Regions from separate parts of the Homo sapiens genome. Here region 1 is linked to region 2. Evidence: chromatin loops called from intact Hi-C (ENCODE). Cell type or tissue: heart left ventricle. All regions are shown on one strand. Links, peaks and the distances in the headings refer to the core of each region. The heading gives the core; the rest is flanking DNA.

Region 1 (7,935 bases), core at 1,299-6,298, 240 kb after region 2:
CATACGCTGGAGGCCCCTCTGCTGTCATTATTTTATGTGCTGGAAAACGCTGCGATGGGAAGACAGCCCAGTCAGATGGGGATGGCCTGGAATAGGAGCCAGGTATCTGTGTCATGGACTAGTAATACAAGTCTCTTGGCCTCTCTGGGCTTCAGTTTCTTCACCTGTTCAACCAAAGGCATGAACCGAAAGCCTTCTCAGGTCCCTTTCACCTCGACTGCTCTATGTCAGTATGATCTTTTAAATCAACTCCCTGATTTTACCTATAAGGCCCAGGGGCTCCCCTGGTCACAGAGCCAGGACACAGTTTAGAACCTAGACCTCCTGACTCAGATTGTCCTCTAGGGCAGACCAACTTCCTTGCCAATTATAGAAGAGGAGCAGGGTTCTATTACACTGTTAGCACTTACTTTCTTTGATTCCAGAGCATCCTATTTCACTCCATTTTTCCAAGAATGAAGAACGAGAGCCAGGTCCCAAACCCAGTCCCCAGTGGGCCACTTAACTTCCCTCTCTTCATGACTCAGGAGTTAGTCCTGTGACTGGCTGCAGTCTTGCACATGCATGCACTTGGCACAGAAGGGCCAGGAGAGAGTGTAAATGCATCCTGGAGGTCTACTGGGGCGTAATGGAAAAAAGCCATTTGGTGTTCACATGCCATGGCAGTGGACCTCTGAGTGTATCATCGTCTGAGTGGGAAGTGTGCAGCCAAGAGGCTTGGCCAGACACCAAAGAGGTGTCCTGCCACCTCCCTATCACCACTGTCACACCAACAAGAACAGTGTAGTGAGAAATCCACTGAGCCTGGGCCATGTCTCACCACGGTCATGTCTAGGGAAAGAGTCATAGGTGCTCCCAGGCGGTTAAACATAAAAGGGCGGCATTTAATTCTCAAATGTGTTTGAAAAATTATTTGTTTGCTAGATTTGATAATGCAGACAGAGACTTTGCTACTCTAAATTCCTTGTGTGTCTCCAGGCAGACTGTGATGTACTAAGGAGATTTCCTTCTATGAGAATCACTCACTCAGGGTTATCCTGCAATTTCATGAGGAAATCCCTTTTAAAAGGCATACTTTAGCTGACAAATGTATCCTGAAGAAATGCTGAACTAGATTATCCCACTAGATCAGAGCTTTCCAAACATTTTTGAACATGACCCACAGTCAGAAACACGTTTCACCCCATGACCTGATACAAACACATCTATATGTAAAAAACTGACACAAAGCACTCAGGACACAAAACCAACTCCTACTTTGTGTAATATATCCTGACAGTTGCACTCTGTTCTGCCCTCTTCTGTCTGATTCTGTTTCCATTTTTTTATGTTTCATTTTTTAGAGACAGGTCTTGCTCTGTCACCAGGCTGAAGTGCAGTAATCATAGCTCACTGCAGCCTCTGAACTCCCAGCCTGAAGCATCCTCCCACCTCAGTCTCCCAACTATCTGGGACTACAGGCATGCACCACCATAACCAGCTAATTTTTATTTTATTTTATTATTTTTTGTAGAGACAGAGCTTTGCTCTGTTGCCCACACTCATCTCAAACTTCTGGCTTTAAGCTATCCTCCCACTTTGGCTTCCCACAGTGCTAGGATTACAGGGATGAGCCACCATGCCCAATCTGTTTCCATTTTTTAAAATAGTGGCTGGGACTTTGCTTCCTCTGTGTGAAAGGCTGCTTACCTGTCCTGGGGAAGGATAGGAACAAATTACATGAAGCACACTGACCATTCCTTCACCCTTCAGGCAGCTAACTATGGAGGCAAGACACTGAAGTAATGAAAATACAAACAGCAACATATGTCAGCCACCTAGAAGGTGTTGCTGGACAATCAGGATGTCACTTTGGGCCAAGCCAGCGCTGGCTCGTTCATTCATTCATTTCCTCTATGTGATTTGGAGCCCTTGAGAAGTAGATGCCAAGGTGGGTTCAACTTTCAAGGATTTTCTTAGGAGAAATGCCCATGCCAGAGAAAACAAGGCAGGAGCTAGGCAAGGCTTGGAGAGTACCAGAGTCAAATGGTAATGCAAGTCCACCCAAGTAGAGAGAGGGAAGGGAGACTAGACTGCTGCGTGCCCTAGACTGCTGTGTCACCTAAAGAAGGTTTGGCAAGGCTGTTAGGGAGCCCTTGAGCCGAAGTTGCCATCCAAGAAGTCCCATGTCTCCCAGAAACAGGACTGCCTCAGTATCCCTGCTGTGCTGGGTCATTGGTTGGGAGCAGCAGCACCAGGCAAGCTCCACGCCAGTGTGGAGCTGGGCCTCTCAGCACAGCAGCAGGGCCCTTGACCACCTGTGCTCCCTGTGCTAGGCATGCTGCTGGGTGCGTGCTCATGGCAGCCACACCCTCCTCCTTCTCTTCTTCCCTCTCTTGCTCCTTCCTTCAATTAACACTAAGTGAGTCTCTAGCCTAAGCCAGCTGTTGGAGCAGAGAATGGAGAGACAGTGGTGAGCCAAACCCACCCCCTGCCTCCAGGAATCTGCAACCTTGTGGGGACACAAATGTGAAGGAAAAAATTCCACCAGAGGATGAAGAGTGGTCAGTGTGAGAAATGTTTCCAAGTGAAGGGCCTCTCGACAGTATGAAGTTAAAATAGCGGGGATAGGGGCTCAGAAAAGTTCCTGAGCCAATGATGTGGACCTAAGGTCTGAAGGATGAATAAAAGTTTACTGGGTGAAGAGGGGAGGGAAGAGTGTTCCTGGCAGAGGGACCAGCATGTGTCCAGGTGATTTCTTGGGATGACAGGAATAAGGGGCTGAAACAGCTGGGGTAGATTGAGTGAAGCTGGGGAAGTGAGGTGCTGGGAGCGGGCGAGGGAGTGGATAGGGCCTGCAGGATCGGGGAGGCTTCTTGTCACCCACCAGCGGTTTTAATGGAGGTCGACATGATCAGATTTGCATTTTATAAAGGCCACTCTGCCTGTGGTGTAGAGGATGGCTGGGGGAAAGAGTAGGACCAGGGATACTAGTTGTCCAGGTACGGAGGTAATTAACAATGCAGTTGTTCCTGGGAGAGTGTTGAGGGCTTGGACCGGGGTAGAGCTGGTGGAAAGGGAAAAAAATGGCAAACTGGGAGAGACTGAAGAGGCTGCATGGATAGAACCTGGGGATGAAACAAATGGGGTGGGAGGTGACAGGGATGCCTCCACATCTACGACTCACACCAGCCCAAAGCCTCCGTGAAGAACCAGATGTGGGCAGTGAGTGCAGAGACAGATGCACTGCCCCACTATGTCCCCTTGTCTTGGGGACAAGAGCGCCTGTGCTGTCACCCCCGGTATCCTTTCACGTGTCCTCTCTCTGCCAACCCCAGGATCTCTTGGCATACATTTACCTCAGCCGCACTCTTCAGTGCTCTGCATCCAGGCTACGCGGAGGCTGCATGTTACAGGAGCCGTGCATCCCTGAAGACTTGGAATAAGTCAAGATTTACATAATCCCAGAGACATCCTTCCAAAGCGTGATAGTAACTCTGTTCCATGGCTGGAGTGGCTCCTCCAGGTGCCAGCAGCATAAACCCACCTTTCAATCAGTCTGCAGCTCAGAAATACTACCTGATTCTAGACAGGCTTTTCAACGTAATAGGTTGAATTATTATGTCTTGTACATAAATTAAGACTTTACATTTTTATACTGCTATTTATAATGTATATAATGCAAATCCATGTAAACTATGGTTACTTTGGGTTTCTGCTTTCCTGAAGCCTCTACCATCTGCAGACAGCCTCTGATACCTAACAGAGCCAGATGCTTGTACTCATATTTGTCCAAAGTCTTGGACTCCCACCCCAAGCCCTAGCCTGGCCCCTCTCAACTTAGCAAAAATCCGTGAAGAGACCTTAAAGAGGAAGCCAGAGCTCACTGGGCAGGAACAGTCTCAGAAGGCTATTTGGCGGTGCTAGAAATAGAACAGAGCTTTGAAGGATGGGCTAGGCCAGAGGAGACAGAGAAGGGAGAGAGGCTATGGGGGTCAGCCCAGCATGCTTTGGGGCCACTGATTAGGCAGTCTCAGCTATGAGCACAAAGGGTTGGAGTAAATTTTTAGGGAAAATAATATTTCTGCATTCCCCGTGTCTAGGGATGTTTCCTTCAGACATCTGTTTTGGCTTCATTAGAAGGGACAGAGATGCTGTTTTCTATATTTTTGCATTGCCAGAGCTCAGCACAGTGACATATGGTAGAAATGCAATAAAAGTTCATTGAATGATTGAGTGAGTGGGTGAGTGAAAGCATTGCACAGGTTCACAAGATATTTGTCCTACTTAAGTGCTGATTTGTTTTCCAACATTTTATTATGAAAAATTTCAAACCCACTGAAAAATTAAAATCGTGGAGTGATCACACATACATTCTCCACCTAAATTCTAAATTTTACAGCTTATTGTGCAGGCTTTATCACGTATCTAGCCATCAGTTCAACCATCTATCTATCCATCCATTGTATTTTTTTATGCATTGCAAAGTTGCAGACATAAATATGCTTTACCTCTACTCATTTTAGCATGCACATCCTTAACTAGAGTCCAATATTTGTTGGCATTTCTGTTTTTCCTTGTTAAAATTTAAAAAATTTAATTATGGCCAAACAGACATAATATCAAACTTACCATCCTAACCATTTTCAAGTGTACAGTTCAGTAGCATTAAAAACATTCGCATTGCTGTGCAAACATCACCACCATCCATAGCTATAACTCTTTCATCTTGCAAAACTGAAGCTCCGTATTCATTAAACAATAACTCCCTCATTCCCCTCTCTTCCTAGCCCCTGGAAACAACCATTTTACTTTTTGTCTCTGAATTTGACTACTCTACATACTTCATATAAATGGAATAATACAGTATTTGTCCTTTTGTGACTGGCTTATTTCACTTTGTATGCGCTCCAGGTTCATTCATGTTGCAGCATGTGTCAGAATTCCCTTCCTTTTTAAGGCTAAATAATATTCCAGTATGTATATATTACACTTCGTTTATCCATTCATCTGTCATTGGACACAGGGTTGCTTCCACCTTTCGGCTATTGTGAATAATGCTTCTATGAACATGGGTGTACAAGTATCTGTTGAAATCTCTGTTTTTAATTTTTGGGGTATATACTCAGAAGTGGAATTGCTGGATGATATGATAATTCTATTTCTATTTTTTTGAGGAACTTCCATACTGTTTTCCATAGTGAATGCACAATTTTACATTACCACCAGTAATGCACGAGTTTAAATTTTTACACATCTTCCCAACATATGTTTTTTTTTTCATACTAGCCATCCTAATGGATGTGAAGTGGTGTCTTAGTACATTTTTGTGTTATTAGAAAGAGATATCTGAGGCTGTGTTCCATGGTGAGCAGGTCTATGCAAACCTACCCCCAAAGGCCAAGGAAGATGAAAGACCAAAGAAAGAAGCTGACAAATCCAATTTCTTAGAAAAAAAATATTTAACAGAGATTTATGAACAGAAGCATGTTTTGGGCAGCCATAAGACAAGATGGTGGATCCCCGCACTGTTATCCCCCAGGCCCAGGGCTTATATACCATAAGGAATTTGCCTAAGGACAGGGTTTATGGTAAATATGTGAAAATAGATATCTTAGAGGTATTCCCAGAACTGGGGTTAATAAGAAGTCATGGCAGATTAGCATCCGAGATGGAGTTGCTTTAGCCTTCACAGACTGGGTAATTTATAAAGAAAAGAGGTTTATTGGTTCATGGTTATGAAGGCTGCACAAGAAATATGGTACCAGCATCTGCTTCTGGCGAGAGCTTCAGGCTGCTTCCATTTGTGGCAGAAGATGGAGACAGCCTGTGTGTACAGAGATCACACGGCCAGAGAGGAGGAAAGAGGGACCGGGGGAGGTGCCAGCCTTTTTTGAACAACAGCTCTCATGGGAACTAATAGAGTGAGAACTCACTCATCCCCGTGCCTAGGGAATTAATCTATTTATGAGGAATCTGCCCCCCCCGACCCAAACACCTCTCATTAAGCCCTACCACACACTGAGGGTTAAATTTCAACACAACATTTGGGGAGGTCAAATTTCAACATGAGATTTGGAGGGGTCAAATTTCAACATGAGATTTGGAGGGGTCACATTTCAACATGAGATTTGGAGGGGTCACATTTCAACATGAGATTTGGAGGGGTCAAATTTCAACATGAGATTTGGAGGGGTCACATTTCAACATGAGATTTGGAGGAGTGAAATTTCAACATGAGATTTGGAGGAGTGAAATTTCAGCATGAGATTTGGAAGGGTCAAACAAGCCCAACTATAGCAGGTGGTATCTCATTGTGGTGTTGATGTGCATTTCCCTAATGATTACTGATGTTGAGCACCTTCTTATGTGCCTTTTGGCCACTTGTGTGTCTTCTTTGGAGAAATGTCTACTCAAAGTCCTCTGCCTCTTTTTGCCTTTTGAGGTAAAATTTACATATGATAAAGTGCACAAATCTTAAGTGTGCCATAAGATGAGTTCTGACAAATGCATCTCAAACTCTGTCGAGGTACAGAACATTATCATCACCCCAGACAGTTCCTTCAGATTCCTTCTCAGTAATCCACTCCCTCCACCCTCCAGACACAACCACTATCCTGGTTCTTAAAAGTCTGTCATAGATTCGTTTTGCCTGTTATAGAACTTTATGTGGATTTATACAGTATGTGCTCTTTCGCGTCTGGCTTCTTTCACTCGGCATAATGGTTTTGAGATTCACCCATGTTCATTCCTTTTGATCGCTGAGCAGTATTCTTTTCCATGAATAGGCCAGAGTTTCTTTATTCTTTTGTTGATGGACTGGACTGTTTCCAGTTTGGGGATATAATGAATAAAGCTTTTTAAGAGCTTATGTTTTATTATAACAAAAGCAAAATGTCATGAGCTTGAAGCCTTGATAAAAATCTCCCACCAAGCCTAATATCCTTTTGGATAGAAAAATAAACAAATCAATAAGTTCTGCCCTTTGTAGAGGGCTTATAATGTGCCAGGCCGTCTGCTGAGCGTTTTCCTTCCATCAATCATTCCATTTAATCCTCACAGCCCCATCTGCTAGATGAGTAAATAAAGGTTTACAGCAGGAAACTGACTTGCCCAAACTCTAATAGCCTGTGTGTGGCAGACCCTATTTTGCCTTTTGGGAAGTGCTGTGAGCATCAGTAGTTATCCCAAGGCCAAGAAAAGATGAGTATGGTGTTTTGCTTTCTCAGTTATCACACTTTATTACAATACTGATGTCATTTTTATTTGCCCTCTGTGATGAGCATTAATTATATTACGGGAAAGGGGAGAAAGCCAAGTATTGCAACTTTAGAAGTAAAGACCACTCCCTTACTAAGAAATCTTTGGAGACAGCAAGGAATTTTAAAAAAGTAATGGTACATGGGCCCGGTGCGGTGGCTCACGCCTGTAATCCCAGCACTTTGGGAGGCTGAGGTGGGCGGATCACTAGTCCAGGAGTTCGAGACCAGCCTGGCCAATATGGTGAAACCCCGTCTCTACAAAAAACACACAAAAAATTAGCCGGGCGTGGTGGCGTGTGCCTGTAGTCCCAGCTACTCGGGAGGCTGAGGCAGGAGAATTGCTCGAACCCAGGAGACAGAAGTTGCAGTGAGCTGAGATCGTTCCACTGACTCCAGCTGGGGCAAGAGAGCAAGACTCCGTCTCAAAAAAAAAAAAAAAAAATTAATGCTACATGAAAAAATTTCTATTACAAAATATTAGAAAATAATAAGAGCACCAAAAGATAAGTGCCTGATCAGCTTGCTATCCATATGTAAATGTAGATATGACCAAATTGGAAAGTTTTGGCAGAAAACTTGCAGAGGAAGGAAAGAAAGATTTATGACTAGTGTTTATCTACTGTCCGCGAAGTGCCAGGAAAGCCCCCTGCTGGGTAACTTACATATGTTTAACTCATTCCAGCTTCCCTGCAGC
Region 2 (7,935 bases), core at 1,431-6,430:
TTAAAAGTAGTCTTCTTCGTGTCCAATGCAGAGTAAACAAAGTATCCTGAAGAGAAGAGGAACTAGTGATGTCATCACAGGGCTCACTACCCTCTTGACTGAATTTGTCTATCATATGTACCTTATTTGGGTTGAATTTAAATACTTTGCCTAATTTGTTATCAGGATTCCCCAGTCAGGCCCAGCTCCCCAGAACCCCCACACAAATCATAAGTCTGTCCCATTTGACTCGGGACTGATCAGCATGCTGACTGGGTAACATTTCCTCCGAATGGGGCCTCCCTGAGCTTCAATTCAAGTTCAATTGTAAGGAAAGCAACTTGAATTTCCCTAGGAAAGGTGTGTTTGGGTGTGTGTGTCCTTTATTTTAATAAAGCATTCATTTCTAAATGGATTTCTGGCATGTCAGTCTTGATAGTGTTTCTTAGGAGTCACTTGACTAATTTTGGCAGTCCATCTGGAAATGTGGTTTTGTTAGAAGGAGGATGTGTGATAATAGCAAGTGTGATAATAGCAAGAGTTAGCAGTCTTGTGTGTTAATAGTTTGCCTTTGAATTTAGAACTAGAAAACAAGATGCTGATTGCAATAATTTGGGTTTGTGAAGCAATTTACTGCAATCTTTGCACATGTTCGATGATACACATTAAATGCATTTTGCCTGTTTTAGGGGGCGGGCAACATATTTACCCTTCAAAAATGGTTTAGCAGTCATTATATTGAAAAGTGGAAACTTTAATTGTAATGATCTGTTTTCCATATTTCCTTTCTGTGGAAATGTTTGTGTCCTGTGCAAAGCACTGTCTCCGTGCCTTCAACTCTGAATCCTGCCAAGACTCAGACCCAGCCTCCTGGTTAGGAAAAGCCTGTGCATTGGTTATTGTGCTGCCACCGTGGTGTGCCTGCAAGTGTAATGCACTTGCTAACCTCAGTTACCTGATAAGAAAATGTCCTCATTCCCTAGTGATATTTGTAGAAATAGAGTCCTACTGTGATTCTCAAGATGAAATGATTTGGGATTGGTGTCATGTATACCATCCCAATGAATGGATTTGGCCATTTCACTGAATTTAGGCCTGGTTTTCGTATGTGCCTGTCAGACTTCTTCGGAGGTCGGACTTGGCGGGTAAGGATCACTGGCTGGTAGTGTGTGACGCTTTCCCTCCCAGGTGTTGATCAGCATTCATTCCAGGCCCCTGGGCCCTCCTCTTTCAACAAATTTTACCCTTACCATTGATTTATGGTTCTAGGGGTTGTGAGTTCCTTTTGATATTTGACCTTATGGTCACAGAATGGCCATTTTGCTGAGGTTGGCGGTGTCTGTCCCTTCCATGCTGTTGCTTGAATGGCTTTGTGCTCTAGGCTGTCTCAGACCATCAGCTTGGTAGTAACAGCCATGTGGTACTTTGGAGAAGAGGGCAAGGATTAGGGATAGGAAGTGAGGATGTGGCTGCCATGCAGTTTGTGTAGGTAGGATTATCAGACTGGAGAGCTGCTAGAAATCAAGGAGAGGGTTGCTGTTGGGCTTATCTTTGGGGTAAGAGATTGGGCCGTGATTCCACATCTCTGAATTTTTGACCAGTGGCTTCCTCTGACACCTACCAAACTCTGAGAATGAGGTTCCAGGCACAACTCTAACTAAATAAATGAATGTTGTCTGTGACTAGCTGGAGCTTTGGCCACAGATCCCCATGTAGACACCTTCAGCATAGATCAGATATAGGCCTCAAGGGGCTCTTTTTGCACTACACTGTATTCTTACTGGGCCTTGCAGAGAGGGCTGGTTCCTGTAGCAATAAACCAGTTCCAAGAACTGTAGCAATCCAATCCCGAGAGAAAGGCCAAAGGCAGAACCACCTCAAAACATCTCTCACATGAGCAGGGTTGAACTTCTTGGTTCATCTTACTAGTAGGCCTACCACTTGCTAGCTCCTTGGTGAGGCCTGCCCTTGACCAGAATTCCTCCTCCCTTGGGGTGGAAAGCTTGGCACTCACTCTTGGGTCTGGAGCATGCCACCACTGGTCCTCACACAGTGTGCAGCTGCCCTGAGTTTCTAGATTCACATTTGGCTGTGGTGCTCACTGCCTGCCTCTGGCATTGGTTATGCTACTGTGGGTAGCAGTGTATTGTCGCCTAGTGCCCTGGAGACTGCTCAGCTCACATGCTTGCTTTCTACCAGCCAGCTCTGTGATGTGGTCAGTTTCCTTATTTGTCTGGGCTTCAGTTCTCATATCTTCAAAGAGGGAGCAGTAGTATTCCTACGTTTTGGGATATTTAAAGTGTTTAGCATAATGCCTACTGTTAACTTCATTTGTTTGATTTTAGCTTTTGTTATTGCTAATAAGTATTTCATTCAGTTAGATCATATGTGCTGATAAGGCCCAGGGGACAGATTCCAATTCTTATCTCCTTGGTCAGTTTCCCTGCACTGAAGCTGTTGATTGGAAGAGTGGCAGGCCAGGCAGGAGTGGGGGCTTATCACCACCATGTCACCACTGATGCCCCAGTCAGTACTCAATCCACACTTGGCTGGGTATAGCTTGCCTCCTGAGGGGAAGTAAGGCCAAAGCATTTTCACAGAGTGGAGGGAATTCCTGGTCCTAGTGTGTCTGACTTTCTACAAGATAACATAAGTTTAGATGCTAGAAAGCAACTTTGAGCCCTGCTGAGAGAAAGAGGACACCAAGAAGAAACACTGGAGGAGCAAGATTAGAGAAATAAGACTTTATACCTACCCTTGAGCAGGGCTGCCACACTGTAGATAGATAATATCCTTGCAACCTACACAAGCATGTGTGGCAGCCCTGATTCTCACAGGACTGCACATAACATAGCACTGTATTCCTTGGCATCTTTTTCAAACTGTGTCCTCCCCCATTACTCATCTGGTAAGCATTGTGTGTCTTTTAAGACTGTTTAAAGGGCATCTCTTCTGTGAAGTCTTTCTTAATTCCTGTACTCCTGGTAGAATTGACTCCTCCTTCCTCTGCCTTGCCTCGCTACGCTAAGCAGATTTTATCATTGCCCATTTAATTGTATGTATTTGTTAATTTTCCTCCTCTTAGAGTGGGTTCATTGAGGGCAGCAACTAAGACATATGTGCATCTTTGTACCTCCAGCAAGTACCACAGTGCCTGTATATGGTAGGCAGGTGCTCTCTTAGATGTTTGCATTAAGTGAATGAGTGAGGGGCTCTGAGAACTGTAGGCAAGGACTAAAGAGTTCTGGGATCTCATAGTATAGCTGCTGTGTGCTTGGCACTGGGGCTCCCTTTGTGGACAGGACCTGGCTGCCTGGTGTGTCATGGTTGGATGTGGACATCCACTGCTTCACCGCGCACCTAGGCTCCTTCTGCATACACTCACTCATTGGGTATATAGTAAGGGCTTTAACTCATGGCTCCAAGAGTGCTCATCCTGCAAAGGACATTTTTAAAGGTGTGTGTTTAAGGTATAATTCTTTCTTGGACAGATGTTTTATGAAATATGTATTGTGCATATTTTCTTAAATCCATTCAGATGAAGTTTTTATGTAACTTAAATTCTTCTGTATTTTTTAATGAAGGAGTCCTTTTTTTCCAAAGGTAGCTTTCCAGAGTTACTAGAGAAGAGGGTTGGTTCCCTTTCATTCAACTGAGAGAATGGCCTTCATCAGCATTGAGCAGCAGAGGGCACTGTAGTTCAGGAGATGAAGCAGCAAAAGTAGCTTATTAATGTATTTATTTTTTAAACATGGAAATAATGGAGATTTTTGTATACCTCCTCTGTGATAGCATATAGCAACTGTGTTAACAAATGCTAACGATAGTCTTTTAAATTTTTATCTTGTCAGAAATGAAAAGAAAGTTAAAGTACTCATGGAAAAGAGTCAAGTGAAAATAGGTTAAAGTTGGCCAAAGACCTTTTCTGGAGCACTTCCAATCCAGAACTGGTTTTTAAACACTTATAATAAATGACTGGAAATGTAAGGCCATAGACTGCAGGAGAATATTTTTTTAAGGTCATAGATCAGATTAGAGAACATCTTTTGCTTTTCTTTTAGGCCTGTATGTAGGTAAGCAACTGGGGAAGGATGATACTTTTTGCTCTTGTGATGGCTGTGAAACACCTAGATTGGATGTTTATGTTTCCCAGATATGGGGATGAGAATTTTTTGTGGTTCTGTGTTCCAATACATTTTTCTTGGTATGTGACTAGGTTTATTGCATTTCCTAGAATCCTCACCAAAAAAGGGTTTCTGTGGCATAGAATTATTGAAAGCTTGAAACCCAGGAGTTCTAGACTACAGGATGTGGTTAGAAGAAAAGAAGGAAACGTTAAGACTTGTGTAACTCAGAGGCCATATCGGCCTATTAAGTCTGTCAAATACTAGTGGGAGAGTTTTTGTTGCTTTTCTTGACCCTTTTTTCATACTTTTTAAAACTTAAAAAGACTGTTATGTTGAGATATATTCATATAAAATTCAAACATTTAAAGTGTACAATTCAGAGGTTTTAGTATATTAACAGAGTTGTGCAGCTATCAGCACAATCACATTTAGAACATTTTTATCCCAGAAAGAAACTCTGTAATGATTCTTATTCATTCCCTATCCTCCTGCCCGGCTTAGATGACCACTAATCTATTTTGTCTCTATGGATTTGTCTCTTATAGACATTTTATACCAGCAGAATCATACAATACAGTGTGTGGTCTTTTTGTGATTGGCTTCTTTCACTTAACATGATTTCAGGGTTCATCTATGTTGTAGCCTGTATCAGTACTTCATTCCATTGTATGGATATGCCACATTTTGTTTATATCTTCATTAGCTGATGGACATTTACATTGTTTCCACTTTGGGGCTATTGTGAATAATGCTGCCATGAACATTCATGTACAAGTTTTTGAGTGAACATACAGTTTCACCTGTCTTAGGTCTAAACCTAGGCATGGAATTGTTGGGTCATATGCTAACTAACTAACATTTTCAGGCACTATTAAATTGTTTTCTAGAGTGGCTGTGCCATTTTACATTCCCACCAGCAATGTATAAATGTTCCAATTTCTCCAGACCCTAACACTATTGTTTGTCTCTTTGATTATAGCCATCCACGTGGGTGTGAACTGCCAGCTCATTATGATTTTGACTTACATTGCCCTAATGACTATTGATGTTGAACATCTCTTCATGTGCTTATTAGCCATTTATATGTCTTCTTTGAAGAAATATTAATTTAAAGTATTTTGTCAGTTTTTTATTTGGTTGTCTCTTTATTACTGAGTTGTAAGAGTTCTTTATATAATCTGAATACAAGAACCTTAATATTAATAGATATATTATTTAAAAATATTTTTCCCATTATGTAGATTGTCTTCTTAACTTTTTTTTTTTTTTTTTGAAATGGAGTCTCACTCTGTCGCCCAGGCTGGAGCGCAGTGGCACGATCTCGATTCAGTGCTACCTCTGCTCCTGGGTTCGAGTGATTCTCCTACCTCAGCCTCCCAAGTAGCTGGGACTACAGGTGCATCTGCCACCATGCCCAGCTAATTTTTTTATTTTTAGTAGATACGGGGTTTTACCATGTTGGCCAAGCTGGTCTCGAACTCCTGACCTCAGGTGATCCACCCACCTCGGCCTCCCAAAGTGCTGGGATTTGTATAGGCATGAGCCACTGTGCCTGGCCCTGACTTTCTTGATGATAACATTTGTAGCACAGAGTTTTAAATTTTGATGAAATCTGTTTCTCTATTTTTTTTCCAACCCTTTTGGTTTGGGGTCATATCTAAGAAGCCATTGCCATGAAGTCTTACTCCTGTGTTTTATTCTAAGAGTTTATAATTTTAGCTCTTACATTTAAGTTTCTGCTCTGTTTTGACTTAATTTTTGTATATGTTGTGAAATAGGGGTCCAAATTCATTCTTTGTATGTGGTTATTCAGTTCTCCCAGTGCCACTGTTGAGTAGACTGTTCTTTTGCCATTAAATTGCTTTGGCAGCCTTGTCTAAAATCAATTCACCATGAATTTAAGGCTTTATTTCTGGACATTCCGTTCTTTTCCATTGATCTACATGTCTGTCCTTATGTCAGTACAACAGCATTTTCATTACTGTAGCTTTGTAGTAACTTTTGAAATCAGGACCTGTGAGTCCTACAAATGTAAACTTCTTTTTCAAGATTGTTTTGATGATTATGGGTTCCTCAAATTTCCATATGAATTTTATGATCAACTTGTCAATTTCTACAATGAAAACACCTGGGGTTTTAGTAAGTATTGCATTGAATCTGTGGATCAATTTGAGGAGTATTGCCATCTTAGCAATATTTAAGTCTGCCATGCCATGAACATGGAATATGCTTCCATTTACTTAGATCTTTAATTTTTTTCCAATGGTGTTTTGTAGTTTTTACTGTGTAAGTCTTACACTTATTTTGTTAAATTTATTCCCAATTATTTTATTCTTTTTTATGCTATTATAAGTGTAATTGGTTTTCTAAATTTCACATTTGGATTGTTCGTTGCTAGTGTATAGAGATACAGTTGATTTTTGTCTGTTGATCTTGTATCCTGCAAACTTATTTGAATTTATTAGTTCTAATATCTTTTTAGTGAATACATTAGTATTTTCTATATATGACAGCATACCATCTGCAGCTTCCACCTCTGCAATCTGAATGCCTTTTATTTCATTTTCTTGTTTACTTACTTTGGCTAGAACCTCTAGGACAGTGTTGAGTTGGAGTGGTAAAAGTAGACATCCTTATCTTGTTTCTCTTAGGGGGGAAACTTTCAGCCTTTCACCATTAAGTAGGATGTTAGTTGTTCTGATCACGTTTTATTTCATTTTCTTGTTTACTCACTTTGGCTAGAACCTCTAGTACAATGTTGAGTTGGAGTGGTGAAAGTAGACATCCTAATCTTGTTTCTCTTAGGGGGGAAACTTTCAGCATTTCACCATTAAGTAGGATGTTAGCTATGGGTCTTTTGTAGGTGCCCTTTATCAGGTTGAGAAAGTTCCCAATTATTCCTAATTTGTTGAGTATTTTTGTTATGAAAAAGTGTTGGATTTTGTCAAATGTCTTTTCTTGACTATTGAGATGATCATGTGGGTTTTGTCATTTATTCTACTGAGTGGTGTATTACATTTATTTATTTTCAGATGTTAAACCAACCTTGTATTCCTGGAATTTTTGTACCTAAATTCAGAAGGGATACTGGTCTATAGTTTTCTTTCAATGTCTTTGTCTGGCTTTGGTATGAGGGTAATACTGGCCTCATAAAATGAGTCGAGAAGTGTTCTCTTCTGTTTTTGGAATAGATTTTGAAGGATTTGTATTAATTTTTAAATGTCTGATAGAACTTAACAGGATGCCATCTGGACCTGAGCCTTTCTTTTTTTTTTTTTTCTTGACATGAAGTTTCGCTCTTGTTGCCCAGGCTGGAGTGCAGTGGCGCAATCTTGGCTCACTGCAACATCCACCTCCCAGGTTCAGGTGATTCTTCTGCCTCAGCTTCCCAAGTAGCTGGGATTACAGGCATGCGTCCCTACGCCTGGCTAATATTTTGTATTTTTTTTTTAGTAGAGACGGGGTTTCACCCTGTTGGTCAGGTTGGTCTCAAACTCCTGACCTCAGGGGATCCACCTGCTTTGGCCTCCCAAAGTGCTGGGATTACAGGCGTGAGCCACTGCGACTGGCCTGGGCCTGAGCTTTTCTTTGTGGGAAGTTTTAAAATTATTAACTCAATCCTTTAACTTGTTATGGGTCTGCTCAGATTTTCTTTCTTCTTGAGTCAGATTTGGTAGTTTATGTCATTTTAGGAATGTGTGCATTTCATGTAAGTTAGCTAATTTTTTGGCATATAGTTGTTCATGGAATTCCTTTATAATTCTTTTTATTTCTATAAGCTTTGTGATGATATCTCCTCTTTTATTCTTGATTTTAGTAATTTTTTTTC

Evidence for each region. A loop is a pair of places that touch in the nucleus more often than their neighbours do. Peaks named below come from ENCODE experiments on the same cell type or tissue, not always from the same donor. Only the 100,000 strongest peaks of a DNase experiment are listed, where the experiment ranks them.
Region 1: a loop joins it to region 2, with 2.9 times the contacts of the local background. A loop is called at or near these places in 24 of 110 quality-filtered maps.

What each region holds. Positions count from the first base shown.
Region 1 is chr3:16,528,170-16,536,104 of GRCh38, forward strand. No RefSeq gene overlaps it. Among named protein-coding and RNA genes, the nearest start is that of LINC00690, 4.2 kb to the right of the region's middle. RefSeq lists a silencer at 7,494-7,689. In heart left ventricle, for the core only: no CTCF peak of the experiment used is centred there; no DNase peak of the experiment used is centred there.
Region 2 is chr3:16,286,832-16,294,766 of GRCh38, forward strand. All of the region lies in intron 5 of OXNAD1 (oxidoreductase NAD binding domain containing 1), which reads left to right. Among named protein-coding and RNA genes, the nearest start is that of OXNAD1, 26 kb to the left of the region's middle. In heart left ventricle, for the core only: CTCF peaks have their summits at 3,654 (motif pointing right) and 3,854; no DNase peak of the experiment used is centred there; H3K27ac peaks cover 1,838 bases.